3 separate regions of the Homo sapiens genome follow, and all the other regions are linked to region 2. Evidence: chromatin loops called from intact Hi-C (ENCODE). Cell type or tissue: mammary epithelial cell. All regions are shown on one strand. Links, peaks and the distances in the headings refer to the core of each region. The heading gives the core; the rest is flanking DNA. Region 1 has its middle 300 kb from the start of PRKD1. Region 2 has its middle 41 kb from the start of LINC02300. Region 3 overlaps FOXG1-AS1 (FOXG1 antisense RNA 1).

Region 1 (10,728 bases), core at 1,188-9,187, 1.6 Mb after region 2:
CTAGCAAGTGGTCTTCTTTTGTTTTTTTGTGTGTGTTTGTTTGTTTTTTGAGACAGAGTCTTGCTCTGTCACCCAGGCTGGAGTGCAGTGGTGCGATCTCACCTCACTGCAACCTCCGCCTCCCAGGCTCAAGCAATTCTCATTCCTCAGCCTCCTGAGTAGCCACGGATGTTCTTTATGAGCTTAAAATGGATGGATAATTGGCCCCTGTGCAAGGGCTTAAGTTGCCTAATGCTCCTGTATCTATCACAGGCCCAAACCTGGCCATGAGTATTTATTCCTCTATCCTCCAAAGCTAAAAGCAATAATGGGAGAGAACATCCCAGCACCTTGGGAGGCCATTGTGGGCAGATCACTTGAGGTGTTTGAGGCCAGGAGTTTGAGACTGGCCTGGCCAACATAGCAAAACCCTGTCTCTAATAAAAAGTACCAAAATTAGCCAGATGTGGTGGCGCATACTTGTAGTCCCAGCTACTCAGGAGGCTGAGGCATGAGAATTGGCCAGGGGTATTCTTTATGAGCTTCAAATGGATGGGTAATTGGGCCCCTATGCAAGGGCTTAAATTACCTAGGAATGAGTATTTATTCCTCTATCCTCCAAAGCTAGTAGCAAAGTAATAGGAGAGAACATGGACAAGGGGGCTCTAACAGCATGATCATCAGCTTTATCAAGAGTGTGTTTTGTATTTCTTCCAAGAAAGTTTCTTGCAGATAGCTAATTTATTTTTTACCCTATCATATTCCAGCAGGTCTGTAACTAGAGTGGTACCCTGTACCCCATAATTGCTCCGTGTTAACAGTTCACAGATGAGTAACTTGTCCCTGGCAATTCAAAAAAGGCTACTGTAGTTTGAGATGATAGATATCCTTTTTCTCTAATAGAAAAAAAAGATGTGTGGGTAGGGAGGGAACATTATAAAAAAAAATTTTTTTTCATGTCATTTATTTGTTTACTTGTTTATTGCCTACCTCTCTCACCTCATTCTCATTAGAATGTTGGCTCCATGAGAGCCAGGACACTGCTTCTATTCATTGATGTTGTCCCAGTACTTTGCACATTGATTGGCACACAAATATTCAATAAATAATTATTAAGTAGACAATTATTTTTCCACCAGAGAAAGAGGGTCCCTTTGGACTAACAGTCCCAAAAAGGAATGGTTTGGTCCATTCCAAAACAGCTTTGTGATTAGCTATGTTTTTCTCTGGGCCTTTTACTGCTCAGAATCCCTGCCAGGGAAGAAATGCTAAAGCTCCCATCTTTTAAATATGTAGATCCCTGACATTTGGTTGCTTCATGAATTTTGCATTGCATAATGACAAGTGTTTAATTTTATAAACTGCTCCTGTAATAGATCATTTTCAAGGAGAGGCATAATCTGGAAATGCAGTGTAAAGTACTGTTGCCGAATTAGACAAATGTCTTCCCCGAGCCAGCGATCCTTTCCGTAGTAAATGTTTTCAAGCATTGACGGATTGGAAGCCATGGAAATAGTCTCAACACCCAGCTGGCTGACTGAGTCAGAAATGAGATGGCCCATGGATGCTTCTCTTTTCCAGGCTGCTGTGTACCAACCCCAGAGTATCTTGGGAGTAGAGAAAATAAAAACAATTGACTTGTTTCCTAAGACCCAAATGGACTTGCTCAGCCTGATTTTGAATTCTTTTTCCATTGCCACAAAAATTGAAGGTAGAGGTAGAAAAAGGGAATCGTGATTTCTGGGTTCTAAAAAGGATAGTTTGGTGCTTTATGGTCTATCTCAAGCATATATGCAATACCATGAGGCCAAAGAAAATGTCTCTAGAAAAGCTCGTGGTGATTTGAGGGTATAATGGGAGGAGAAGCCACACCAATGGGCCAAGTTATGGATAATCCATGCTTTGTGCTCCATGTTTCTGTCACTGTTTGGCCTCAGCAAACTCACTGACCCTCTCTGTTCCTTGGTTTCCTTGTACAAAAAATATGCTTAATATGCTTAATAGTGTTCCCTATTTAACAGAATTCTCATTAAGAAAGTTGAGATTAGCCTGGCCAGCATGGTGAAACCCTGTCTCTACTAAAAATACAAAAATTAGCCAGGTATGGTGGCAGACGCCTGTAATCTCAGCTACTTAGGAGGCTGAGGCAGGAAAATTGCTTGAACCCAAGAGGCAGATGTTGCAATGAGCCAAGATCATGCCATTGCGCACCAGCCTGGGCGACAAGAGCGAAACTCTGTCTCAAAAAAAAAAAAAAAAGTTATGAGATTAATCTTCAAAAGTCAGTGGTTGTAAAAACTGTATGGCTGTAAAAAAAATGAGGCTAGTTTCGTAAACTATATACAGATAATTCATTACAAGTATTTCAAGCAAGAGCATACTGATTGTGAGGGCACTGTGTAAGTTCAATAGGAACAATGAAAAGAAATTGGTGTGTCAAGGGTTAAATATGTAAATTCATAAGGAAGATGGGCCCAATATATTTAGTATGGCTAATAAAGAAAAGAGTTGTACCCAAAGAAACTTGCATCCAATGGCAGTTATCCACAGCCATTCCTCAGGGAAATCTATCAGTCAACAAGGCAGCCCCATGTAGAAGACAGAATCATGAACAACAATCAAGATACCTGAGTCTAAATAATTTTTATGCAGTGACATCTCATCTCAGGCATCAGACTAAGCATGCTACAAAGATGATTTCATTTAATCCTTACAACTATCCTATGAGGATGATGGTATTAGTATCCATGCTTTATAATTGAATATATTTTATACAGGTTAGGAAACTTGCCAAAGGTCACACAACTGGGATTCAAACTCCAAAAGTCAAATTCCAGGGTCACACTCCTAAGTATCATACCACACTGTTTCCTGGTAAAATAATTGCTGGTAAGTCACTTACGCTGAGTTCTTACACCTAAGGTTGGGTTGATATAATCTCTAAAGTCTTTTCCATATATAAAATAAAAAGCTTATTTAACATAGCACTAGATTGGGTAAGCCAATCTGTTTCTTTGGCAGAATATATCAACATATCCTTCTTTGACAGAATACATATATATTGATATGATAGAATACATGTCTATGTATATATTGATTTGATAGAATACGTGTGTGTGTGTGTGTGTGTGTGTGTGTGTGTGTGTGTGTGTGTGTGTATTTCCAGCTCTGTTTGTTACTGTGTCCCCACCACTGGTTGAGAGCCCATCTGTGCAGCTCAATGGCTTGCACAGCACTGATAAGAACTCCATAAATGGAACTGGCCAGGGACATTTTGGACTCATGCTTTTTGATGCTTTGCTAATTGCATAAATTCCAAACTCATGCCATCCAGGCGTCACTGACCTTTCCTGCTTCTAAGAATTCTTCTCCGGTTTTGTTGATTCCTGCCCTAGTTTCCATAGCAGCTGCTCCACATATTGTCTCCCACTTTCCAGTACCCAACCCCATTTAAATCCCCTCTCACATCTTACCCCAGCAGTTCATCTTTCTTTCAGCTTTTCTGAGACTGGTGTTCCTAGAACCCTTCTTTTTCACTTGACAGAATTTCTTTAAATGTTCATGATTCCTTTTCTCCCTCCCACACACTTAAAGGGAAGCAGCATCCGTCTTTCTTCCTCCGTCACTCCATCTTATTGAATCTTGTTATATTATTTCTCCTTTCTCTTATGAATTCCATCTCTTGTTCTTTTCCCCTTTTGTCTAGGAACATACTCAAGCCAGGGGGTTATATCAGTACAGGACTTTTAACTAACACTGTTGAAGATATCCTATGTGCCAGATATTGTATTAGATAATATGCACATGATACTGTATTTAGTCTTCACAGTAACCTCAAAAGGTCGATTTTATAATTGGCATTTTGTATGAGAGGAAATTATGCTTAAACACATTAAGTAACTTGGCCGACGTCATGTACGAAATAAATGGGTAGTGCCAGGATTTAAACCAAGTTTCATTCCAACTTGCATGTTCTTTCCACTGTATCTCACTTGTTTCTGAAACTAAATAAATAAACCCTTTCCTGCAACCCTGCTGCGTTAAGCTCTCATTTTGTCTTTCACTGCCAAACTGGAGTTAAATACTGCAAGCATTTATTAAACATTAGTTATGTTCAAGTGACCGTGCTATATACTTTCCCCGGAGGAAAGACAAAGATAAGTAACATCATCCTTAGCTTCCAGAAGCTTACAACCTAATAACCTAATCCGGGTATCAGATATGTAAACAACAATAAAATGAGACAGGAAGAAGTGCTAAATAAAGTTACCAGAATCCTCTGAGGATACAAATAAAGAGAAAATAACTCGAACTAAGGGACGGTCAGAGCAGAGAATTTCATAAAATAGCTTTTGAGTCATTCAAACCACTTTCTATTGACCTGCAATTCAACCTTGGGAATGTGTCTTCTCCCATCTCTTCCTTTGTGTTCTCTCACTCCCAGCCTACACTATCACTGCACCTTCGAAACTGATCTTCCCACCTCCAACTTTTCCCACTTCAGTCCAGCCTACAAAAGATCCTTGCTGCTGAGTTGCCCTCATTATACCCAACTCAGATTCACCACTCCCTGAATAATACTTTGTGTGGCTCCCTGCTGCCTGCTAAGTAGGAATATATTTATTTACTTTATCCTCAATAATCATAGGCCAACCATATGAAGTTGTTATAAAGATCAAACAGATAACATATGGGCCAAAAGTGTGAAAACCACAAATCATTTTAAAGATAACCTAATGATTACTATATTATGTATCCTACACTTGGACCAGTGTCTGTTTCCTGAACCCAGTCATGGCCGTAGCTCACTGCTGTTACTATAATGACCTCGTTCCTCCTTTCTAACTGTAAAATTCTATTCTATATGTCTCTCAAGGCCCAGCCATAAAAGCTACAGTCTTAAGAAAACATTTTCTCACCTCTCAATGAAAATGTCCTCTGGCTTCTCTGGACATCCTCAGAGCTTTACTTCCAACTTTTCCAATGCGTGTGTCACAGCAAGCCAAATATTATAGATGGTTGAGCATATGTTACAGTTTCCTTGGTTAATTGAAAGCTATTTTAAGGCAAGAACCATTCCATTCATCTTCACAAGGTTTGTGTGCCTAGCACAGTGCCTTACCTAAAGTAGGCACTCAAATATCAATTAAATGGAAGATTAAAACAGGAGGTTATGTTACTCTGTACTGAAATAATTTCAACAGGAGCAAAGGGAAGAATTTTTCATCCATCCTTTTCTGGGATTTAAAGCAAGGCATGAGGATGCAGAACATGCACACCCATACCAAATAACACCAGCGTAGTGGCCATAATGGGGAGGAGAAAAACCCAAATTGACTGGCCCCAATCTTGTGTCTGCCCTTCCAATTCTTATTTTTCAGGACCGAAGAGCCACTGGAAAGCCTAAATGGCAATCATTAGATTTGCCATCTTTCTCTCAGAAATTCAGAATTCAGAAATGGGAGCTATTTTGAAAATCAAAATGAGTAGCTGAAAGTCTCAGCTAAAAGCACACATTTTTCTATTACTCTCCTCGGTTCTCTCTCTCCCTCTGTGCTGTTTATCTCAAGTAACTAGGGGAGCTTGTTTAAGTGAAATCTTGTTATAAACAGTTAAGTCGAATGATGCTACTAGAAGAAGGCTGGGCACAGAGAGATCTGTGACCATGGTCAAAGCCAAGAGTCTCCTTAGTATAGTCCAGAGAGATCAGTTCACTTGGCCCCTCCAAGCTGGTGGTGACTCAAAAATCAGGCAGAAAGCCAGAGGATATCTGGGTTCTGACTCATGTAAACAGGAAACAGTGCCAAAGGCCTCCAGCCAGCCCCAGGTGTGCAGACTGCAGACCTGCACTGGCTTCTCATTGACCTGCAGTTGGCACAGCGTTATCTACAGGCTCTGTCATTATTACTGCCATGACTGTGTCATGTTTGGAGAGCAGATGCCTCCTCTCCCCACTGTCACTTGGAATTCACAAGAGGGCTGAAAAGCATGCCTGATCAGCTTAGGCAGCGGAATTCTCTGCTCTAGCCAGACTTTCTAGATTGATATCAGCTTTTATTATCTTATCATCTTTTCTCAGAAAATTCAAAACGTTTCTCATTGTCCCAATCCCAGTTACTCTACTTCCCACATAACCTCTAGCAAATAATTTACATCTCTAAAATGCCCTGTCTTTTACCTTTGCAGAAGCTGATAAGATAGTCAGAGATGGTGTGTAGTCCTTCTCTTTGTCCATATTGTTAACAATAAAGTTAGTTCTCAAAGATGCACAAAACCTCACACCTGGGAACAGAGTCACTGTAAGGAAATACAACTTTTATCTAAGTTCATTTCTGTTTACCTTGGCTACCTCCCATTTTTCACACTCCAGAAAGAAAAGAAAATTCCCAATCAGGTTCTTGCCAGAACCCTAGTACAGGGCAGGAATGAGGACATGGGCAGTGCCAGGGCAAATTTTTGGCTCCATGGTTGCAACTTGGCAGCATCGCCTTCCAAACAAGAAACAATTGCATAAACTTATATGGTTTCAAAAGGTTTAAATGTTTGCCAGGCGTGAAAGGGAGAAAAAAAAAATCATTTCACAGAATTCCAGCTCAGCGGTTCTAAAAATGATGAACCTTCTAGCTTCCAACTATCTGAGACCCCTGCCCTCTAAAATTTCCTGCCACATTTCTTGGGACCTCCTACATTCTCAGGAACCCTGGTGGCAATTGTTTTGCCTAAACCATGTCTAAAGAGTCCTTGGAGACTGTTATAACCACCCAAGTCCTCTCTTCCACTAGGAAGCCACCTCTCACTCTCCCATCTTAAGGGATACCCCCTTAAGATACCAACCTAATGGGGGTATCTAATGCCTGGCTCTGCCTCCTTCCTCCTACCTGAGGATTGCCTTCCATTTGGAAGGCCTGAGCCATAAGCCATGCAGACCAAGCATTTCTGAGCTTCTCGTGGTCTCTTCATTAGAGGATTTATGGAGCTGGATTCACTCCGAATATCCTATTATGTTCCTCAAGAATTTTGGTATCCAACAGGGAAGGGAGAAGATTGGAATTCACCTACTTGGCCCCAGAGCACCTCTTCCTCTTAGACAGCTGGGTAGAAAACATCTTGCCACAATGACTGAAGCCTGAGGTGGCCAAGGATAGGGTTTGTGAATGCCACACAGCCTGGCAGCACTGGCTGAAAGTGCTCTGTCTCGCCTATAAGTGGAGTGATCGAGACACACTTGGAGATCCATGGAATACTTTTTCTTACTATTTACTTGCTTATTTATACCTACTGCTCTGTGTTCTGAAAAGGATATGAGATAGACTCAAAAATAAATACAGTAAATCATGCTAAAATAATAAGAGGCAGTGAGGGTCGAGTATTTAAAAAAGAGTATAAAAACGATAGAAAGCCAGGGGAAAGATTAGCACAGAGAAATACAGGCTATAAAGTTTGCACAGCTCCTAGAGGTGGGCTACAAATGTGGCTGTGAGCTTGTGAGCAGCCAAACAAAGGAAAATATGACATGATTCATAGTGTCTATTATATAAAAATAACACAGTTGCTATCAAGAGACCAGGCCTTTCCTAGTACTGAGATCAGAGAGGAATGTCTCCCCGGGGTCCACATCAAGAGAACATTGTGTGCTGCACCTGAGACAAATAGAGCAAATTTCATGTGACTTTGCTTCCCAACTTCTGTCAGTCTAGAGGATGACACAACAGCAAAGCACAGCTCAATGGTTTTGCACAGCTGTCCAAAATCATTCTTGAGAAGAAAAAGTAGTAAATAAAATTCTTAAAAAATCTCCTGGGAGGGTAAAATAAGATGCTCAAATTATCCAGCTCTCTTGTGGTCTCAACTGATCCTATTGGAAAATGTTTAAATATCTGGAGAAATGAGCAATATGGAAACTCTTCAAGCCATTCTGTTCTTCAAGCCTTCAAGCTACACTATTTCTTTCAGCTGTGAGCATTTGGTAAGAGTTGGGCGACAGAAAGTTTGAGATTATATTTTCAGCAAAAACCTGAGAAGCCAATAGTCGCTCATTAAGAACAGAGCGATAAATTTTGGCTATCAACTAAGCTGAGGTGAGAGTTGGGGGGAGGATCAAGTCACCCTATTTAAAAAAAAAAAAAAAAAAAGAATGAGAAGAGTGTTTTCTATGATATGAGGTAGACCAGCTGGCCATAAGTAGGTAAGCCAAGCAACTGTGGCAACCCAGGACCAAGGTAATTGTGAATTAGATCTCTATATCTTTAAACTTAAGATCTAAAATCCTTGGTTAATCCCAGCTCCAACCAAGCAGATAATACTTTCCATTTTTCATGGATATATTTTAAGAATGACTGTATTTTAATTATAGGCAAGATGATATTTCAGGACATTTAAGGAAAGATATCTATAGCTCTTAACATCTATTCAGGGGAATTTCAAAGTATTTTAGGTTCGTTTAGTATGAAAGTATTGAAGGTGCTATGTAAATGTAGGTTATTATTACAATTTAATGACATTCCCCTCAAGCAAAAATTGCTAAAATTTACAAAGTGCGGAAAGAAGCGCATCTACTTCCTATTTTTCAGGGGTAATTAATTAACAAGCACATAAACAATTTACTTAGCCACAGGAAATTAAAGTAATAATAATAAACATATGGGCCTAGAAATCCAATTACAGAAGGTCTCTTATTTGCCCCAATGCAGGGAAGAAATACAGAACTAATACCCCCAAACCGCCACACCTCCTGCCCCATGCTTTCTTCCTCCACAGGCACAACACACACCAAAGAGAGGAGTGCAGACTCTATTGGGGTTGATACTTCCCTCTAACATAAGACACCCATGAATAAAATCTATGTTGAACTACGAATTCAACCCTACCAGAAATGTGCTCTGTCTGTGAATCTACTGAAACGAAACCGCACATACTGCACACTGGCCATTCTCTGCCATCCCTGCAAATGGTACAAGAGACCAGTAACCCAATGGCACCAGAGGAGGTTAAATTAATCCCCCAGTTTTTTTAATGTAGCAACTTGTATTTGACTTTGGAATGCAGTCGTTTTATAGTTTAGAATTGTTTTATCCTAGATAAAGCATGTAACTGGGAGAGACAAACTAGAATGACAATAAACAGAGCAAAATAGTCCAGTCTTCCATGAACCATTTGCCATAGTTAATCTACATAGTGGGTAATCAACCTTCATAGAAAATGGATAGCTGTCTCGGTTTAAAAGCCCAGGCAAGTTTATACTAAGGTGGGCAATCATATAGGTATGAATGGAAGACAGTTACATACAATTCCATTTGAGTTTGTCTCTAAAATTGTAATGGCTTTCTCCAAGTCCAGTCTCTCAAATGTGCTCCTCGCTGGTAACATTTTTCCCTCTATTTTGAATGTGTCTATAATAACTGGAGCTGGTTTAGTGGTCACCACATTAATCCAAGAATAAGAAATGAAAAAAAAAAGATTCATTTCCTATTCTACAATTTTAAATACAAATTAACAAAAAATAAAAGCCCCTCTAAATCTCCCTTATGGGTTTTCATGGTTCAGAAATACGCAGAGCACTTGGAAGCAATAAAAGAAATAACCTAAGAAAATTAAGCAAAATGAATTTGCAATTAGTTTGTGAAATTGCGATAAATGCATTTTGAAAGCAAAGAGTAAAATGTAACTTTCTTCAGTATAATTTGAAATTGCCTTTTGTGCTTAATATAGTTCACTTATAATTAGATGAAGATTTTGTTCTGGTTTGAAACATTCAAAGTTCCATCTTGAGATTGCTATGTACTATGTACACAGAACTTTTCAACAAGAAAGTCTGCTGCTGCCGCTGCCGCGTTTGCTTTGACAGCCTTTATCCCAGTTTTATAGAAATGAAAGAGTGAAAGAACACAGCTGGTTTGAACAATGGAGCATGTTCAACATTAGGCCAAACATTTAGATATTGCAAAATATTGCAGGCTATATTTATAGCTCTTAGCAGGTTTTTGAAATTCATGCTGATACTGCCTTACTCCTGCTTATTGGACCAAATTGCCATTTGATGATTAAATTATCTTTTGGTGTTTTTTTTTTTTTTAGTTTCTTTCAAAGGTAATGGCACTTAGACTAACCTCTTGGCACTATCAAAACTGTGATAACTTGAAACCCTTTCTAAAGTATTTCAAGATGTTTTAAAAATTCAAGATCCTTCCAGTTACTGAGACAGTTTAAAAGACTTTATGTTGATCTGCCTTATTTTTTCCCCGAAGAAAAGCAATATCCTGCCTCTGATGACCTCTCTCCCTGTCATAAGATTGCACACTGACTCATATGCCAGCACCTCCCAGAAAGCCAGCCAAGGGAACCCAGGGAACAGGTCTTCTGGTAATTGCCTATGTTCTGTTTAAACTTTCTCCTTCCGTGGCAGTTGTTTTCAATAGAATTCTCTTGTTTTTTAATAGAATTTTGTGACTTTGGGGAGTGCTTAGCAGATGCTCATGTTCTTTCACATTAATAACATAAGGAACAATAAAGAGAAGTGGGCAGTGGTTACAAGTTTAGCAACTATAAGCTGAGCCAGGCAAAGTTTTGCAGGACAATGGGATTTTTTCTCAAATGTCTGCATCCTTCAAGGGCTTGCTCCAATACTAGCCTATCCTTCCTGCCCACAGTGAATGGACCCTAGATTCCCACTGCATGTTTGTCTAACCCATTGTCATTTATCATCATTGCCATTAGTGAGTTCTTTGAGTATGCATGCTTTGCCTCCTGACC
Region 2 (10,728 bases), core at 1,589-9,588:
AGAGACAATGCTGGAGAAGTCTAAGTGAGCCATGTTGTGAAGTCAGGCTGAGATACAATTGCAAAGTTTGAAGCAAAGGGGTGATATAATTAGATTTGCAATTTTGAAATATCACTTTGGTTTCAAAGTGGAGGATAGAATGGAGAGAGCAATGAGAGGAAACTAGAGAACCATACCAGGCTGCTGCAAAAATCAAGGTAAAAGCCTCTAACAATCTGGACTCGGTAGCGACAGTGGGGAAATAAAAGGAAAGTGGAGAGACTCCAAAGATAATCGAGAAACAGACAGAATGGGGAATGATTGGCAGTGGGGATGACAGAAAGGGAAGAGGGGGTGGCGGACTCTGCCTGATTACTTTTTTTTTTTTTTTTTTTTTTTTTTTTTTTTTTTTTGAGGTGGAGTCTCGCTCTGTAGCCCAGGCTGGAGTGCAGTGGCGCCATCTCGGCTCACTGCAAGCTCCTCCTCCCGGGTTCACGCCATTCTCCTGCCTCGGCCTCCCGAGTAGCTGGGACTACAGGCGCCCGCCACCATGCCCGGCTAATTGTTTTTATTTTTAGTAGAGACGGGGTTTCACCGGGTTAGCCAGGGTGGTCTTGATCTTCTGACTTCGTGATCCACCTGCCTCGGCCTCCCAAAGTGCTGGGATTATAGGCGTGAGCCACTGCGTGTGGCCGATTACCTCTAATTTCTTTGAGCAGTAGAGGAGCAGCTTGTCTCTGGGATGATCCTACAAGTAGGGAGAGCAGGATGGCGAGTTTTCCAACACAGGCTTGAGGAGTGCAGTGAATGTTTTAGAGTGTCATCATGAAGAATGTGATCTAGGCCTCCCCACGAAAATATAAAAAGGCTATTGGTCAAATTTCATTGCCCGATTGAATGTGGAGACCAGATTCAGAATGGAACCAATAAAGGGACTGTGTTTTTTGGGGGGTTTTGTCTGTCTGTCTGTTTGTTTGTTTTACCACGCATTTATCCTCTTTACCCTGAAAACATGTTCCTCTTTCGTCAGTGATTCTTTTTCTATTTTTTACATTAATAAAGAAAATTCCATAAAATTATAATGTACAACATGGTGTTATATATGTATACTTTGTGGAATGGCTAAATCAAACTATAATTACTTCACATGCTTATTTTTTGTAGTGAGAATGCTTAAAATCTACCATTATCATTTTTCAAATATATAAGACATTTGCTATTAGCTATAGTCACCATGTTGTACAATAGATCTCTAGAACTTATTCCTCCTGTCTACTGGAATTTTGTATCCTTTGACCAACATCACCTCAATCCCATCCCCTCAACCCTTCTCTTGCCTCTAGACCCTAGTAAGCACCATTCTACTCTGTGTTTCTATGAATTTCCCTATTTCAGATTCTGCATACACATGCGATCATGCAGTACAGTCAGCCTTCCATATCTGTGAGTTCCCCATTCATGCAATTAGTAATCCACAGACCAAAATATTTGGAAAAAATATATATGTGTATATACATATTGTTACATCTGTACTGAACATGTACAATCTTCTTTCCTTGTCATCATTCCCTAAACAATACAGGATAACAATTTACATAGCTTTTAGATGGTGTTTGGCATTATAAATAATCTAATGATGATTTAAAATATATGGGAGGCTTTGCATAGGTTATATGCAAATACTAAGCCAATTTATATAAGAAACTTGAGCGTCTGTGGATTCTGGTGTCCACAGGGGTTCCTGGAATCAATCCCCCATGGATACCGAGGGATGACTGTATTTTGTCTACTTTGTATATGGATAAAGAAAATGTGCTACGTATACACAATGAATACTATTAAATGATAACTTTCTTAATGAATGGCATCACCAAGCATGCAACTGTCCAAGCCAGAAACATGAGATCATCCAGGACTCAAATCCTTACTTTCTACCTCCTTCATATTCCTCAAATTCATCTACATCCCTGCAATTCTACTGACTCTACTTTGTTATGGGACACCTTTAGCACAACCTGGATTCTTATAACAGTTTCATCCTAGAGTTTGCCATTAGCCTTATTCTCTCTAGTGTTATAAGGTAACCCTTTACCTCCAGCACACGTGGCTGCTTGCGACTATTACTGTCATTCCACATGGGATCATTACAGTTAAAGGAGGTAATAAGTGCTCCTTAGAGAAAGTTTGAGAGTCCACTTTCTCCCTCTAACACTTACTATTACTCACTTATCTCTCATCAATCAGTTATCCATGTCGTGACCTGCTTAAGAAGAGGAAGGACTAAAGTAGAATAAGGCAATGAGAGTTGGAGCTAGACCCATTGCTGAGTATGAGTCACAAAAATTTCTTGCTAATTTTTGCTATTTTACAGAAGCCACAGGCAGAAGTGACTGGAGAAATTACTCAATATGCTGAATATTGAGTCGACTGGGAAGCCCAACCAAAAAGACGCATGCAGGGACACCATGGGGAGCAGAGGAAAGTGCCTGCCCGGGCTTTAAAGGACAACTTGAAAGCAGAGAGCTATGCCTAGATGTGCCCGAGTTCAATTTTATGATATCAGCTAAGTCTTTGGTAGTTTGTGGTGAATACGTCTTTATTAGTCTCCTCACATGACTTCTGTTTGTCAGACACATTGCTCTATCGTGAGAATTCAAATATGAGTAAGACACTGTCCCTGCCATCACAGACTTGGTGGAGAGGAAGCTGCAAAAGAGTCAATTCTTGTAGATTCTGCAAAAATATTACAATAGAAAAAAAAATACAGCCATGCTTTGTTTTACTGCACTTCACTTTACTGCCTTTCACACGGTTTACAAATTAAAGGTTTGTGGCAACCCTGCTTCTAGCACGTCTATTGACACCATTTTTCCATCAGCATGTGCTCACTTCCTGTCTGTGTCATATTTTAGTAATTTTTGCAATATTTCAAAAAAATTTATTGTCATTATATCCATTTTGGTAATCTGTAATCTGAGGATCTTTGATATTAACATTTTAATTGTATTGGGGTGCCATAAACCACACCCATAAAAGATCGTGAATTAATTGATAAATGTTGTGTGTGTTCTGACCGTCCCACCAAAGGGCTATTCCCCCATTTCTCTTGCTTTATATTTGGTAGTCTGGAATGGAACACACAGTATGTCAGAGGTATGCCTATAATGTCCAAGCTGAATCCTAAATGATTATTAAGGATTAGTAACTTTTTATCATGAACCTCATGTACCCCATCTATAAAAAATATGCATTTATGAATTATATACATGCATTACCATCAACAATTAATGGATAATAAAACACAAATTACACACAAATAGTGAGGTTAATTGTTAAGAATACTATATATATATATATATATAATCAGGACCAAAAAAGTGACAAATACACATGTGATCATTCTGCAGGTAATAATATAGGAACGGCATTCATAAACCAAATTATCAGTTGGTTGGAAGTGAATACAGATATTCACACCTGCCTTATTTTTCCATACTAAATGACACCATTTTCCCATATCTTAAAACACAGAATGTGAAAAGACAAATTGTAACTTAAATAAATATTATATGTAACAACTTATTCTAATCTTTTTGAGAACTTCTAGTTTCCTGGCCAATATATTGTCTAATTGTCTGTGTTTTGTGTGACTAGAAAACAAAGCTCATACAATAGTTGATATGTCAGTTTCGTTCTTTTTTGTCACTTGCTTGTTCTTGCAATAATAGTATTAAATTGTCTTCAGTTTACAGTTTCTATTTAGAAAACCCTTTATGACCTTTCCCCATTTTGTAAGGATCAATTTATTTAGAATAAGAGTATAACCCATAAACCCACTTAACTTGGCATGCATAAGCTACAAACATTGCTCTGCACAGTGCTAACAAGAAAGAGGCTTCTGCCATGCCCTTTCCCCATTGTGGAACTTCCTTTCTTTTTCAAAATCCCTCAAGGGCATCAGTACTTAGTCAGAGTAAACATTTATAACGTTTTACTCATTCTTACTTCATAGATAGAAATGTATAAATAAGAACTGCATATTTTCTTCCCACTTTTTGATGGATCACCCTGTGCAAACCCTGTGATACACAGCATGAAACCATTATGGTACAATTTAGCCAGGCATTGGACAAAGAAAGCAGGGCATGCAAACTTCCTGAGGCAAGAGGGAACATGGTCTTTTTGAAGAAGCACTACACTGTGAGCTTTGGCGTCAGAGCTCCTGGTCTTTGTTTGGGCTGTTGCTGTGAACAAGATATTTGCATTGTCACTGTGTTAGTTTTGTGTCAATAAATGAGAGTGATAGTGTTTATTTGATAGTGTTAAGGTGGCATTTAATAATAATAATGTAGCAAACTAGTAAATTGGAATATTAATCCATGTTATTTTCTTTTTCTGAATTCCTTATATGTGAATCCCCTCCCACCCCCGTAGGTAAAGAGTTTCACTATTGTGTTAGAGAGAAATAGAATTTTATAGTGCAAAAACAAAACAAAAAAGATCAAAATATAATCACTGTTTGGTTTCTTTTATTTTTTACTTGTAGAACAGACGTTTTAGAGTATTATTTTTAAAAAAAGAAGAAGGTTTTCACAGCCAAAGTAATAAATATGGAAAGAGACTGGAAGAAGAATTAGATCATTCCACCCACACCCCCTTGAGAAATCAAGGTGAGTCACCTGTATTGATGTGGGAGGGATGGAGAGTTGGTGAATAAGGTATGGCCTTATTGGACATCAAAGGTGGGAGAAAAGGGAGCTGAATCTGAGATGAGTAGGTGGAGAGAAGTGAGGTCAGCATGCGCAGATGCACAAACACTCTGGGAGCCGCATGGAAGCTAAGCCAACAGCAAGAAACATTACTCAGAGTAACATTTACTCAGACAGAGAAGACATGCTGGCTGTACCTCTCCTCACAGAGGGGTGTGGGCCTCTGGTCATCAGGTCCCTTCATGAGAATTTTCTGAGCTCAGTGCAGACTTCCTGGGTATTCATGTGCACTCTTTTTTGAAGGCCCGGAATATTCTAAGTTTCCCAAAATTAATCTGGAGGTCTTTAACATACAGAAGGGTAGAAGTGTCATAGAAGGAAAACCCCAGCATTGAGAGCAGTGCTTGAGTAAACTGGACAATGGGACATTCCATTCTACTATGGCAACAATCATAATGAGAAAAGTGACCAGCATTTTATAGAACATCTACCATTTTATCAGGCAGTGTACTATTAAACACGTCATATACATTGCATCTTTTAACCCAGTTCTTAATCTCTACACTACACTGTTCTTAATATCTACACTCTACTGCCTCCCAGATAAAATGACAAAACAGATTTAAAGTATTTATATGTATATGGTGCTTGCTTATGATTTTCACATTAATATCATGGAAGAAGATGGTTGAAAATGGGGAACATACTGGTTATCTGCTGTAATACCAAAAGAGTAAAGACTGTGTCAGAAACTTTTAAGACTCAGATATCAAAGTTCAGAAACGTTTGTTTTATTTTTCTAGATGTATTTTTTTAATTCACAAATAGTTTAATTTTCTTATTTCATGGCTGAACACAAAGAGATAGGTCAGGAATTGAGAGTTTCTCTTCTTTCCTTGTTTTTTATTCTCTAGGTTAAAAGACAATAAATGCCTACTAAGGCTTAATGTTCTCATTCCATTTGTTTCACCTGTCTTCAAGATACTTTGACTCATCTCTAAATCTTTTCTCAGCATTTTCCCCTTTGAGGTGTTTGCTATTTCTCAGGTATCCATTGATGGGAAATAATTTTTACTCCTCTTTGGTCCAAAGCAGGAGCCTGACTGTGACTGAGGGGTGAGGTTAACTGTGTGAGGGTGAGAAATCAGTAACCCTGCGATGGCCACACATCTAAGCCAAGTCCTCCAACCTATATCCAACTTCTGGATATATCTCTCAAATGATTCCAGAGTAGGCATTTATTGATTGATCTGCCAAAATCACATAATACAAAGCAAAAAGCCAGAACAGTAGTGTCTGTTTTAAGAATGTTTCAAAATTATACTTAAACATTATGAAATTGTATCAATATTGTAGAGTAGTGTTATATAATGTGCATTCATTCTTCAAGCATTTATTGGATCACCATCACGTGCTGGACTCCAAGGATATAAGAATGAGAAAACATACAATTCTTATAATTCTGGGGCTTGGTGTGTAGTAGGATAGACAGATATTAATATTAATCAAAGAGCCAAAAATAAATGTGAAACTGCCAATGGCAACAGTCACTAAAAAGCAGTGTTACATGGTACTTTGAAAGCACATCACAGGAGAACTTGACCTACTCAGCAAGGCCAGGTAAGGCTTTCCCAAAGAAATGGAAATTGAGTTTAAACTTGAAGGAAAAATCTTCCCACTTGAGGGGACTAGTATACACTCAGCATCTACGTTGTAAGTCCTATTTAAATCATTTCTTGGCTATGACCACTCCCTTTCTATATAATTTTGTTTAAAATGAAAACAAAGCCACAGATATACACATAGAGATCACAATGGACTTAAGAAGTTCCTTTCCAAAGTAGCTAACATGGCAAAATGTCTAATTCCGAAATTAGCTAAGAAAAATCTTGCAAAAAAATACCATCATCAATTGACCAAAAATCAAAGGTCGTTAGCCTGGAAATATAGGAGTTAGAATGTCAGTGAAAGGAAAGCAGTTAGCATACTATAACTAGCAGCAGACATAAACAAAACATTGGAAAAGGAAATTGTTTGAGTATTTCAACCTTTCTGATATGTGTTTGTTTTTCAGAATTCCTAACTATTCTTTGTGTTTAGGCATAGCCTGAAATAATGTTTTCATTAACTTCCACAGACTTATTTTGACACAAAAGTGCTAAACTATAGTTATTTTCCAAGATGAAACAATTTCTGCATCTGCATATACAGGTGCACCCAGCAAATCACTGAAACCTAAAGCAAACTTTTAAAAGCCATGACCTATGTAAAACAAAACTGGAATCTTTTTCTCAGAAATCCATGCTTACAAAAACAGCTTCTAAAATAAGTGTTATTTATGCCAGGGGAGCACCATGGTGCAACTGTGGTATTTATATGTTCCTTTAAGGTATTGTTAATTTTTCTATTTCTAAACTCCCTACATAGTTGCAGACTGCAAGAAGATTTTGATTATGTAATAATTTGTAAATGTAATAAAATGCTATTTTGAAAGCACTGTGTGCCCCCCGCCCCCCAATTGTTACCTCTTCTCAAATGACCTAAATAAATTTTATCAATGAGCTGTTGCTCCAATTGCTATTTACCAAATGATAAACTTGACCTAAAAAAGAAACTTTAATAAAGCCAAATTTAAAATCGCTGTGTTTCATTCTCATGCAAACATGACATTTAAATTAATAGCATCTATCTCCTTCCCTTAGGACATATAGTATAATTTGAAAAACTACATATGTATATTCATTTCTTCCTTTCTTTTTCTGGTTCAGACACATTGTTATTGAGAATTTAAAATACTGTCCTTGCAGTTCCTTTTCATCTTCACCAAGTTCTATTTAAAAATTAACATGGTTTTAATAAAGCCCATTATGTCTTTAATGAGCTATCAAGAATATAAACAGGTAACATATTATCTTTACTCCATAAGCAAATAACATCTTTGATGCTTTTCTTTTCTAAACCAGTTTGGATCATAAAAAAGGAAGCATGGTTTGCATGTTTCACCTGTGTCAAAAAGTATCTCAGCTTCTGTGACATTTTGAAAGCTTTATAAGCAAGAGAAATGTTGCATATAAATGATATCACACCCTATGTTTTAGCTAGTTATGCCTCAATCCTGTATTGATTATGGGCCATATAACTTCAGGCAGACAAAAGAAAAATAATCCCTATCATGTTGAGTGCCGGTCTGTGGTATTTATGAGTACCCTGCTGGGTTAAATGACTTACACATCTGTCAGGTGTGCTACATTATAGCCACAGGAAAATCTCAGTACAGGTTGTGTGCCAGGCAAAATTCTTTGTCTCAGACCTTGTCAATCCTGCTGATGGATGAGTTCAGTATTCTAATGAATAAGATTCTAAATATGTTTATACTTTGCCAGATCTCCAGATTACATCAGGAGGAACAAAGCTCAGGCAATTGGAAAGAATACAATCATTTTTGAAGGACAGTGCTTCTCCTGACTCATACAAATGTGTGAGTTTTAAGCTATCCTGATGAGATGGTCTCCTACCCCTTTGTAAAGGCTACCTTACTTCTAAAGAGCTTTACTTACTGTTACCTTTATATTGTGCATAGTACAATGTCTACAATCAATGGGTTTGCAGACATATTCCTAGTGAATTATATTTTAAGCTATGCTAACAGTGGCTAAATCAGATGAAATTGTTCCAGTAGGTTGGTACAAATGTGTTCCATTTAGATAATGTATAAGTGATAAATCCAACCACTTTTTCCATGACCTTTCACATTCTAATTTTAAAACTGAATGGTTTTTTAATTGGTTTTAGGAAGAGCATCATAGAAAATATATCCCCTATTACATATCAACTATTTGCCTTTACAGTTATATAATATTCATATCACAGTCTATATAAAGTTATAAGTCCTTCCTCTAATAACAATGTTTTAAAGAGATTTAAGATTTTGTGAAACTAACATTTGATGTTTACTGTTTTTAAACTTCACAGAATATCTACCATGAATTCTTTTAAATTCTATTTCAAATAAGGCAAAAAATCACATCATTAATAGGGTATAGTGTGACAAACAAAGATAATGAAAATGATGAGACATTGGTTAGAAATTGCAAATCAATTTCCTCTTTTTAAAATGTTGTACTTACTGAGTATAACATTTGCAGAAACTCACTAAGAATATAACTTATTTCCAACAAGACAACCATCATTTCCATTAATACCCTGAAAATTATGAAACTTACATATTTAGCCTTTATGATTAAACCAACAGAGTTTTGAGGTTAATAATTTAGCATTTCAGATGGTACCCAACTTACAGTGGTTCAATTTAGAATTTTTCAACTTTACAATGGTGCAAAAGCGATATGCATTCAACAGAAACTGTACTTTGAGTACCCATACAGCCATTCTGTTTTCCATTTTCTGTACAGTATTCAATAAATTACATGAGATATTCAACACTTTATTATAAAATAGGCTCTGTGATTGATGAATTTGTCCAACGGTAGGCTAATGTAAGTGTCCTGAGCATATTTAAGACAGCCTAGGTTAAGCTATGGTGTTCTATAGGTTAAACGTATTAAATGCATTTTTGACACATGACATTTTCAACTTATGACGGTTTTTTTGAGACATATCCCCATTGTAAATGAGGAGAACTTGTACGTGGAAAAACAAAAATTCCAGTAACACCTATGGATAGTAAGTATAGACATTGTTAATCACGAAAGGAGATTTGAGTTATTTATTTATTAACCCATTTATTCATTTATTCATAGTATCATAAATACTGTAGAAAGCAGGCTGAACAAAGTAGACACATTCCTTCCTCTTGTCACTTAAAAAGTTCAAAATCTATAGTGCCACCACCCACATCTATTAAAGGGCATCCTCCTCACTACACTGCAAAATCCTAAATCAGTTGACGTATACGTGTAGTCCAAATCTGGTCTTTGTATTCTGTACCAGTAATAGAAATATGAACAAAATACCCATAATAGAAATATGAATGAATAACTTGATCAGGCACGTCGCAACAGAGGCTATCCACATAGCCAATCAACATGTGCAAATTTCACCAACTTCATTAGTCATCAGAGAAATAAAAGTTAAAACATTCAATATTCTCCAGAATGGCTAAAATGCAAAGGAGAGACAATAAAAGTATTGGAATTGATTTGGTGGAAATGAAACCTGCTTACATTGCTAGTGGAAATATGTATTTGTATATATAATCAGTATAAAAACTTTGGGTAAGGCTTTCTAAAGCTGATTATATACATCTTATGACTCAACAATTTGCTTTATAGATATAAACAGACCCAACAGGAAAAAAAACTCATATATAAAAACTCACTAAGAAGTACTATTCGTAATAGACACAAACTAGAAACATCCCAAATAACCAATAGCAATAGAATGGATAAGTATATAGCAGTATGTTGATAAATGGAATTCGCTTCATCAATAATAATGAACAAACTATACACAGAACATCATACAACTCAATAGAAAAAAAAAAAACCTGATTTTAAAATGAGCAAATGACCTGATCAGACATTTTTCCAAAGAAGACATACAAAAGGCCAACAGGTACATGAAAATATGTTCAATATCACTAATCATCAGGGAAATGCCCATCAAAACCCAAATGAGGTATTGTCTCACACCTGTTAGTATGGCTATTATCAAAAAGTCAAAAGATGTTAAGTATTGGCAAGGATGAAAAGGGAATCCTTGTTCACTGCTGGTTTGAAGATGTTTAATTCTGCCAGGGACTTAGTGTAGACCCAGGTGCCGCCGTAGCCCCAGCACTATGAGGACAGCTGAAAGGAGGGAAAGAGCCCCAGTAGCTCTACCACCTGCATGAGTCCAGTGAAACAGGACACTCACACAAGTCAGTGAATGCAGATGTATTATTTACAGACAGGCAGCAAGAATAAACAGAAGCCTAGGATCCATGGCAAGCCAGTCCCCCAAGACTCAGAAAAGCAGCTCATGGCAGATGAAGCTCATCTGGGCTCACTGAGTGTAAGCACTGGAGAACATCCTGTTCTCT
Region 3 (10,728 bases), core at 1,177-9,176, 89 kb after region 2:
ACTATTCAATTTTGTTAGGATTGGTTGGCTCCACTGCAAATGAAATAGTAGTAAAAAGAAAAGAAATCAGCAGATAGTTGAAATAGCCAAAGAAGGAAGCAACACAGCATTGTTAACAGGAGATTTGTGATTAAATTTACAGGCTAGAATTAGCTAAACATTGAGTATACATGGACACAAAGAAGAGAACAGCAGACACCAGTGCCTACTTGAGGGTGAGGTGAGAGGAGGAAGAAGGTCAGAAAACTACCTATCGGGTCCTATGCTTATTACCAGGGTGATGAAATAATCTGTACACCAAACCCCCATGACACACAATTTATCTGTATAACAACTCCATATATGTACCCCTAAACCTAAAATGAGAGCTTTTTAAAAAATCAGCTTTATATGGAGGCAGTTAACCACCTTTTATGTTTTTTCTAGGACTTACGCAAGGAGCTCAGTTTCTTCCTCTGAAATTTATCCCACTTGATCTTTGATAGCCGAAATTATTTTGTTAAACTGACAATAATCCAGGATATTTAACATCTCTAAGCCAGTTTTCCCGTCTGTAAAATAACAAAAAATAACACCTACATTATAAATTCATTTTAGGGTTAAGAAAATTATATATGTGGACTGTCAACAAAATTCTTAGCATATATTGATAATTTTTTTTGTTTTTCTTTTCATTCTTTTAACATTACATAAAACGTAAATATTTTCAGATACTTCCTTTGCCTAAGCCAAATACCAGAATCCAATAAAATATTAATAAATACATTACACAATTACTATGAATGCATCAGCTTTGTTTTGCCAAATTTTCATTATTATAATAAAGGCTTAACATTTGAAGTATGCTTACAAATTTATGCCACAATCTTGAAAAGGTTTTACAGATGCAGAAAGTGAAATGCAGATTCATTAAGAAACTTGTCCAAGGTCACACAGCTGGTAAATTGAAGAGCTGGAGTTTTTACACAGGAAATCTAACTCCAGAGCTCATGGAGGTCAATTTTATTTTCATAATAGTCTATCTGGACATAAAATTGCACAGCCCTAATTCTATATTTGCTATCCCACAGTTCTTACAAAGATCCACTTGGCCGGGCGCGGTAGCTCACACCTGTAATCCCAGTACTTTGGGAGGCCAAGGCAGGAGGATCACGAGGTCAGAAGATCGAGACCATCCTGGCTAACACGGTGAAACCCCATCTCTACTAAAAATGCAAAATGTTAGCTGGGCGTGGTGGCGGGCGCCTGTAGTCCCAGCTACTCACAAGGCTGAGGCAGGAGAATGGCGTGAACCCGGAAGACGGAGCTGGCAGTGAGTGGAGATCGCGCCACTGCACTCCAGCGTGGGCGACAGAGTGAGAATCCGTCTCGGGGAAAAAAAAAAAAAAGAAAAAAAAAGAAAAAAAAGATCCACTCTACAGCTGGGTGTGGTGGTGCCCATCTGTAGTCCCAGTATTTGGGAGTGCGACTGTAGTGCGCCATGGTCATGCCTGTGAATAGCCACTGCACTCTACTAGGCAACAGAACCAGTACTCACCTATTAAGTAAATAAATAAAGGTCTGCTCTGAACCTACGTCTTTATAATCCCCTTATTACACACAGCCTTCTATTCACAATTATTTTCATTTCATCTAATATTGGCATTATTATGTTTATCAAATATTGCCACAATTAATCTGAGTCAACTTTCTTAGGGTAAGTATAATAAAGGAGATGTTTTTGAAACTATTAAACTTCAGAACTGAAGGGAGTTAAAAACAAATCTGCAATTTTACTTTTTGCTTCTAAATTGGGCATTACCCTTAACCAATTAGAACAGATTAAACAGCAAGGATTTAAATCTCAGTTACTCTGCCAAGCCCATCATCTTACAAAATTAACTATTTAAATGATGCATTTTATGAACATCAGCTCCACAAAATTATAAGAGAATAAAGTATTTTCTTATATTTTCTTAATGAACAGGGACATTTCATTAAGACGAAATATTGCCTTAATGAACAGGGACATAGTACATTAGGCAAAAGTAGAGAGAGACTAGGCTTTAATTATAAGCTGTCCCGTATTTTATTTTAGCTTTTTTAGGATTATCATTCTATTATTTTCTGGATTTCATTACTAATTTTGAGAAGAAAGGTAACACTCTTATTTTGCCTTTAATTGCTCCTTTGAAGGTAATATATATTGTTTGATTATCTGTTGGCTGTTTTTAAGGTTGCTTTTTTTCATCTTTGGTTTTTGGAAGTTTTATTGTGATGTGACTACATGTGGTTTTCTCTGCCTTTATCCTATTTGGCGTTCTTAGCATTTCCTGTCTTCATATTTTTACTCAATTTTGGAAATTTATTCTGTAGTATCTCTATTATTTTTGCCTCATCTTCTCTCTGATCTTTCTGCTTTGGATCAGATCTTTATCACTAACATAAATTCTTTCAACAGGCTTCTAACTGTCCTCCTGGCCTCTAGTCTTTAAATATACCTTCTTTACAAGATCATACTATTTTCACAATTAGAACATTCAGTGCCTCTAAGATAAAAGTCCAGTGTCCTTAGTAGAGTGTATCTACAAGACCCTCCATGATATGACACCTAGAAATTATCTCAGCAGGCTAGACACAGTGGCTCACGCCTGTAATCCCAACAGTTTGGGAGACCAAGGAGGGTAGATCACTTGAGGACATGAGTTCAAGACCAGCCTGGACAACATGGTGAAACCCCATCTCTACTAAAAATCCAAAAATCCAAAAATTAAAAATTAGCTGGTCATGGTAGCGTGTGCCTGTACTCCTAGCTACCCTGGGGGGCTAAGCAGGAGAATCGCTTGAACCCAGGAGGCAGAGGTTGCAATGAGCTGAGATAGCACCACTGTACTCCAGCCTGAGTGACAGAGCGAGATTTGAGACTCCATCAAAAAAAAAAAAAAAAAAAAAAGCAAATTGTGGCCCTACTGTTTCTAGTTTGTTACTTTAACCCTAAAACAACCTGTTGCTGCTTATAGTTCTGACTCAAATTCATACTAGGTCTTAGCGATACATCTTATCTCTCCTGAGACAGCACTAAAATAAGAACATAAATGCACAAAAATAGAATTAATACGTAACTAAGAAGAATGTAGGAAAGAAGTTTTCAAAAAATGAGGAATAATAACAGATTTCTAACAACTGGAAAATGCAGAACAAACTACTAAACGGAATTAACAGTAAAGATCTAGAAAATAAAATAGAGAACTCTGTTACAGTGTAAAGCAGAAATGCAGAGTCAGAAAGCATGAGGGAACAGATAAAAGACCTATAGAAGTGGTATGGACGCCCCATATCTGAGTAATAGAAACCCAAAAACAACGTGAATACAGAAAATGGAGTAGAAGAAATCAACAGAGAACTGATAGAATCAAATTCTTCCAAGTTGAAAGACATGAGAATTTAAAGTGAAAAATGCCAAGTGGAATGTAAAGACCCCTACCCAGAGATAATCATAAAAGCTTCCAATATTAAAAACAGGTTATCTAAAAATAAATGAGTTATCCAGGTGTGGCTTACACCTGTAGTTCCAGCTACTTGGGAGGCTGAGATGGGAGGATTGCTTGGGTCCAGGAGTTCAAGGCTGCAGTGGGCCATGATCACACCACTGCATTCCAGCCTAGGGGACAGAGTGAGACCCAGGTTCTATTAAAAAAAAGAGAGAGAGAGAAAGGATTAGTTTAAACTTATCACCAACACTGAATGCTAAGAAAATAGACCAAAACCTTACAGTTTTTGAGAAAATATTTTTGACTTAAAAATGATATACACAGTTCAATCACACGCATACAGATACACACACATACACACACACATACACACCAGAATAAAAGCATTTGGTAATATGGTATGTATTTACCACATACCTTTTAAAGAAAATAAATAAAGAAATTAAAGAAAATAAAGAAAAATAAGAAACGAAACAAGAAAAAAAAGAAGAAAATAAAGAGAAGAAAGAAGAGGAGAGACAGGAAAAAAGTGTGGGTCACACCCAGGAAAGCAATGCAGGATATTCCTGTATGGCAGGAAGGATTGATGGTGTCAGGAGGAAGGCATGTGAGAAAAGACCTCCCCATTTGAGAATCACTGGGAGAATGTGTGAAAAACGCAATAAAGACATGTTACCTCTTTAAAACAATAATGTGCTAATATAGTGAAGCCAAAAAAGACAGAGACAGAAAGAAAGAAAAGTTGATGGCTAACCTAAAGAAAATAAAGGAAGAAAGTTGTGTAAAAGGCTACGATACAAATGGAAAAAAATTAAATCTCTGGCATGGTTTTAAGCAATTGATAGTGAGAAAAGAGAATGTATTCTGTCATAGCACAATGCATGACTCAGCATAGTCATAAAAATGTAAATTTCCAGACTTAATTCATGGAGAAAGGGTGAGAGATTTGGTTGCTGTTTAATTTCAAAGTACAAATTATAATAGTCTTAATAAAATAAAACTAGGTTAGCTAATAAATGGTGGGAACTAAGGGAGGTAAAAGGTGGATGAAAGAGTGGGGATGATAATATCTCATAATGTGTTAGGGTATTACTATTATCACAAAAGTAACCTGTGGAAGTAATGAAATGATAAATAACTCTAAACCACCCATAATAAGTATAATATAATTAGTATCATGAAGGAATCACAAAAAGAAATGCAAACGAAGTATTTAAAACTCTAGCCTGGGCAACATGGCAAAACCCTATCTCAACAATTTTTTTTTAATCAGCCAGGTATGGTGGGCTGCACCTGTGGTGCCAGCTAATCAGGAGGCTGAGGTAGGAGGATCAGTTGAGCCATGAGGTCGAGGCTGCAGTGAGCTGTGATCGCACCACTGCACTCCAAGCTGGATGATAGAGTGAGACCCTGTCTCAAAAAAAAAAAAAAAAAAGAAAGAAAATTTTAAAAAGGTATTTAAAAGAGTTCACAGCCGGGAATCCAAACAGCTGTTGAAGAGAAACAGTTCTGTTATTTTTATCGTAAGCTCTTCTAAATTATTTATTATTATGTTTTCATGTACAATATCGATAAATTTTTAAGATAATTTTTGAAGACAGAGATTTAATGACATTTCTTCCATGAAACAATCTGAAGACTTAAGTGGCTTTCTTCTGTACTTCCATAGAACCCACCCAGTACATACCTCCAGTGTGGCACTGATTTTATGCTATACATATGACTGTGTGTTCATCTCCTCCACCAGACTGTGAGTCCCATTGGAGTAGGAACTAAATTTTATTCAACACTCTGTCTTCATCACCTCGTGTAGTATCTTGTACAGAGTAGATAATGATTAAATGTTTAGTTAATGAGTAAATAATCAACCATATTGCACAGTCTATATTAAAGTTAATATTTAAATCCGTTATGGGAATTAATAGATATTCATCAGATACACTACTGAATTCCTTCTTTACATCATTGCATGTTTTAACTTTCTAATAACAGTATAATGGGATAGAGATAATGTAAAGCTACATGTTTCCAAGCCACCAGCATTTTATCAGACACCCCAAACTTGAACCATTAATGTAATATTCAAAATTCTTCACAACTAGATTTTGAACACTATTCTGAAGTTGGTTACAAGTCCATCTGGTTTTAAATCAACTTATCATGTTCAAAAATGTTAATATCTCTCACTAGCTCACAGCATGACACTATCAGCTTTAATTTGGTATTATTTCATAGCAATGTTGCAATTAAAATTTGGTCCACATTGATCAGTAAAAGTTAAAGGGCTAAATTAATTAATGGAAATAGTAAAAGGGCAAAATATTAATATGATGACACAACCTAAATCCTTAGAGTGTAGAGAGGCACTGTTATTTTGAGATTATCCATGTTGATTTGCAGAAGAACAGAAGGAGAAATCTGTGAATAGAACTGAATTTCAACACACAAAATTGTATGTCAACATTTTTTTAAATAATTACTAAAAATGATGACCACAAGTGAGTCTCATTATAGATGTGAAACTTCTGACTAACAGACCTAACAATGACTAAAGACATTACAAATAAGCTGTGAAGAAAATGTACAGCAGCTGTATTAGAACTATGCCTTCCAGGTTGGTGTGTGGATTTATCTCAAAACCTAATAAAAAACCATGACTCATTTTCTGTTAAAGTGCATAAAAAGCTTTATACACCATATCATATCAAGTAGATAATTTTTTAACTTTAAAATATTTTTCTGATAAATGATAAATTTTATTTGAATACATAAGAAACAATATAATATTCAAATAATTCAACATATTTGAATAATATATGGCAACTTAAGATCAATCAAAGCAGTTGGTGACAGGGAATATTCTTATCTTTGGAGGGTTTGCCTGACTTTCAGAGTTCCAACATAAACCCAATCCAGAAATAAAATTAGAGAGTCTTACATTTGCTATTTATAAACCTCCATTACTTACAGTTCACTTGCTCTTGAGAATAAATTTCAGGGTTACACGTAGCAGGTGTTTTGAACTCCATTTTAGATAGACAGAACATGAGAGAGGGTAGAATAAGAAACCAATGTCAAAGTTATTAAGTATTAGAATGAAGTATAGGATTTGGGTCTTTTGAAGTTCTATAGTCTTTCTACTAACTGCTAACTTCCAGCTCTTTTCAGCTACTAAAATACACATATCCTATCAGGTCTCAATTAGGAGTTATTTTGTAAAATACTTAAATGTGTTATGAGCCATGATTATAGCCTACCTGCATTATAAGCATCAAAAGCCCCTTTTATTGTCAAACTGCAGTCCATCAACCATTAGTAGTTGGTAAATAGCTTAGTGAGTCTCAACCAGTAAATTTTTAAATAGAATATAATAGAATAGAAACTATCAGAGTGTATCACAAGTAATAAGGGTATTTTGGAAAATTTTTTGTTTCAGCTGTGTATGTGTGTATGTAGATACATGTATTTGTGGCCTAGGTCATGATGTGTGTTTCTTACTGTGGGTTGAGGGAAGAGCATACTGAAAACTACCACTCTAAGACAGATAACAAGATTAAGAACTTAGGTCAAGTTGGAATTCGTTTACCAAAGTGGTTAATGGGTTACTCAATAGAACTGAGAACTTCACAGGAAGTTTTCAATGAAGGAAGCCTGGGAAAAGAGAAAATTACAGTGCATGGCTGCTGACTAAAATCCTGAGAAGAAGATTGCAGTGGGGAATGTGGAACAACCATAGGGCAGCATGAGTTGCTGAGGACTAGAACTAAGGAAGCTGAAAGCAGTCACACAGAGAAACAGTGATTTGAGTTAGCAATAATTTCACCTCTGTATATTATAGAACTGTGTCAGCCGGGCGCAGTGGCTCACGCCTGTAATCCCAGCACTTTGGGAGGCTGAGGTGGGTGGATCACAGTACAAGAGATCAAGACCATCCTGGCCAACATGGTGAAACCCCATCTCTACTAAAAATACAAAAATTAGCTGGGTGTGGTGGCATGCGCCTGTAGTCCCAGCTACTCAGGAGGCTGAGGCAGGAGAATCACTTGAACCCAGGAGGTGGAGATTGCAGTGAGCTGAGATCATGCCACTGCACTCCAGCCTGGCGACGGAGCAAGACTCCATCTCAAAAATAAAATAAAATAAAATAAAATAAAATAAAATTAAATTAAATTAAATTAAATTAAAAACTGTGTCCAGGGATCCTCTCTTTATGCATATCTAGATATAAAATAAAGATGTTACATCTATATAAAAAGCAAAGATATTAGTTCCTGCCCTTGCTTTCTTCATAAGTGTACCAAGGGATAGGAGCTATGAAAGTGCTTTGAGTTTGTCAAAATAAGTCATTGTGATGGGAGTTACCTGCAGCTCATGAGGAGCTAAAGCTCAGGATCACTTGACCTCTCTATACAGCACAGCCTTAGAGTCATCAGAAAGCCAGTTTTAAAGAAAAGCTTGTATTACTTTATTCTAATAATTTACCATAGTGCTTGGTAGGTCTTCAATTTATGCTTTTCACTTTTCTCTCCCCCTTCTCTCCTTTTTCCCCCCTTTTTACCTTAAATTCCATGACCAATCATTGCAGTGACTCCTTTTTGCATCCCCAATTCCCTTACCTGTCTTGTTCAGAGTCATTTGTCTGAATCACAACCCTGGTTACATATTACTTTCTGTCTTGCTAGTTCTGAAGGCCCTGAAACTAACATGACTTAGGAAAACACACAGCATGTAAACTGGTTTCATTTACATTCATGAGCATGCATTTCATGTATGTCCATAACACTGTCTGGCAATCATATTAAATTTGCCTGGTCTTTTACTCTCCCACTCTTCTTGATGGCGTTTTCATGCCTAATCTTTCCTACTCATATTTCAAGCACTTCCATTATCATGCTCAGTTTTAGCTCGCTTCCTAGTCCATTGAGAAAACTGAAGTAATCAGAAGAGAATACCCACAACCTACAGAATCCATGTACTTTGCTGTCCCCCTGGAATGAAAGATGATTATCAGTACTCCCACCTAAGTCCAACCATCTCACTTGGTCACTTGATCCCATCTCACTTCCTCCAGCAATTCTACCCCTTCTCTCCTATGCCATCAGATTTTACTTTTACCTCTCTACTGTATCATTTCCATCAGCAATTAAACATACTTTTCTCCCATTAAAAAAACCCTCTCTTGGCTCCACCTCCTCTCTAGCTAATGTTTCTTCTCTTGCTTCCCTTTCCACAAACCTGCTCAATAAACTGTCTATACACTATCTCAAATTTTTCTTCCCATTCATTTTTAATCATCACCCAAGAGGCTGTTACCTCCACCATTCTAACAAATCTGTTCTCCTCATGATTACCAATGACCTTCGTATTGCTAAATCCAGTCAATCTTCTCTTCTCATTTTACTTGGCCTATCAGCAACATTTGATGCAATTGATCACCAACACTCCTTTCTTTAGCTAATCAAAAGGGTGATTATTCAGATTATGATGGATGGATCTGTCCTATAGGAGCTGAGAGTGACCTTAGTTGAGAGGCAGCAAGAAAACAGAGGCCACAGTCCTACAACCACAAGGATCTAAATTCCATCAACAACCTGAATTCCAGATGAGAACCAGAGCACAGTCAATACCTTCATTTCAGTTTTGTAAGTCTTTGAGCAAAGGACCCAGGTAGTTTGTGTCTAGACTCTTGATCTGACCCACAGAAACTGGAAAAAAAAATAAATTTATGTTGTTTTAAGCCTTAAATGTGTAGTAATTTGTTAGGCACCAACAGAAAACTAATACACTCAGTGATCTCCCCTGGCTAACATATTTGAAATTGCAAGCACTTTTTTTGCACTTCTTATCTCCTTTATTCTTCTCTATTATATTTTTCATGATACTAACGTATTTTGTTATGGTTTCTCCGTCAATTGCAGAAAAGCAAAGGTTTTCATCCATTTGTTCGCTATCTTGTTCAACTACAGTTTCTGGCATGTAGTAAAAGTTCAACAAATATCTCTTGAATGAATAAAACTAGTATTAAGTACATGAATAAGACATAATAGTATTTTTCCTCAGAATACTCAAGTTAATCATTTATATAATTTAAAAAACTAGGTATACAAAATTCTTAGCTATATTTGATATTTAGTTAATAAAACTTTACTTAGTATTTAACTCATTTTAGATATGTAAAATACTAATATTAAAGTAATAAAAATCATTTTGCATTTGTAAATTTGAATACTGTAAACAATAATAAAAATGTTCAATCTTAATTTTGGGCTTACCATTTGCCTGGTACACTTCAAACTATATTCCTTATAAATTTAATGCATTTTATCCTCAGAAAACATTATGAGAGAATTAGCATTATTAACCCCATCTTATATCAAATAAAAATAAGGTACAGAGGTTTAATAATTTACTCAAGTTCACATAGACACAAAGTGATAGATTCAAACCCAGGTTTTAAGTTTCAAGCTCATTACATTTTCAATATCTGAATATGCATAAAACTTACATTTGTGTATAACTAAATATTGTAAATAGGCTAAAAAGACCAATAAAAACTATAAAAGATATTTGAGCCAGATGACAAACGGTTAATATTTTTATCTAGAAAAGCCCTTAAAATTAATAAAAATAGCACAAAAATTCAAATAAGCAATGCACAAAAGACAACAGAAAGATCATAAAAGATGAAATTTAAAATGTAATAAATATTTGTAGAAACTTCTTTCAATCTTGCTGGTACATAAAGAAAAGTACATTAAAGCTAGTTATAGGTATTATATTTCTCCTTTTAAACTGGCAAAAGAAAATTTAAAATTTGGTGAGGGTTCATTAAGACAGATACTTTTTTTTTTTTTTTTTTGAGACAGAGTCTCACTCTGTTGCCCAGGCTGGAGTGCAGTGGTGCAATCTTGGCTCACCGCAACCTCCACCTCCCGGGTTCAAGTGATTCTCCTGCCTAAGCCTACCGAGTAGCTGGGACTACAGGCGCGTTCCGCCACTCCAGGCTAATTTTTTCTATTTTTAGTAGAGACGGGTTTTCACTGTGTTAGCCAGGATGGTCTCGATCTCCTGACCTCGTGATCCACCCGCCTCGGCCTCCCAAAGTGCTGGGATTACAGGTGTGAGCCACCGTGCCCGGCCAAAACAGTCACTTTTATAGATCACTGCAAATGTACACTAATACAATCTTTGTTGCTGTTGTTGTTGTTGTTGTTGTTGTTGTTGTTGTTGTTGCCAGAGTCTCGCTCTGTTGCCCAGG

The links. Hi-C counts contacts between places; a loop is a spot of excess contacts. Peaks named below come from ENCODE experiments on the same cell type or tissue, not always from the same donor. Only the 100,000 strongest peaks of a DNase experiment are listed, where the experiment ranks them.
Region 1: a loop joins it to region 2, with 6 times the contacts of the local background. A loop is called at or near these places in 3 of 110 quality-filtered maps.
Region 3: a loop joins it to region 2, with 2.8 times the contacts of the local background. A loop is called at or near these places in 2 of 110 quality-filtered maps.

Annotation. Positions count from the first base shown.
Region 1 is chr14:30,217,775-30,228,502 of GRCh38, forward strand. No RefSeq gene overlaps it. Among named protein-coding and RNA genes, the nearest start is that of PRKD1, 300 kb to the left of the region's middle. In mammary epithelial cell, for the core only: no CTCF peak of the experiment used is centred there; a DNase peak (open chromatin) is centred at 5,767.
Region 2 is chr14:28,648,980-28,659,707 of GRCh38, forward strand. No RefSeq gene overlaps it. Among named protein-coding and RNA genes, the nearest start is that of LINC02300, 41 kb to the left of the region's middle. In mammary epithelial cell, for the core only: no CTCF peak of the experiment used is centred there; DNase peaks (open chromatin) are centred at 2,312, 4,012 and 4,722; H3K27ac peaks cover 3,639 bases.
Region 3 is chr14:28,738,294-28,749,021 of GRCh38, forward strand. FOXG1-AS1 (FOXG1 antisense RNA 1) reads right to left here. Exons shown (of 7, transcript NR_125758.1): 3 at 3,541-3,666; 4 at 434-551. Among named protein-coding and RNA genes, the nearest start is that of FOXG1-AS1, 22 kb to the right of the region's middle. In mammary epithelial cell, for the core only: no CTCF peak of the experiment used is centred there; a DNase peak (open chromatin) is centred at 6,038; H3K27ac peaks cover 1,937 bases.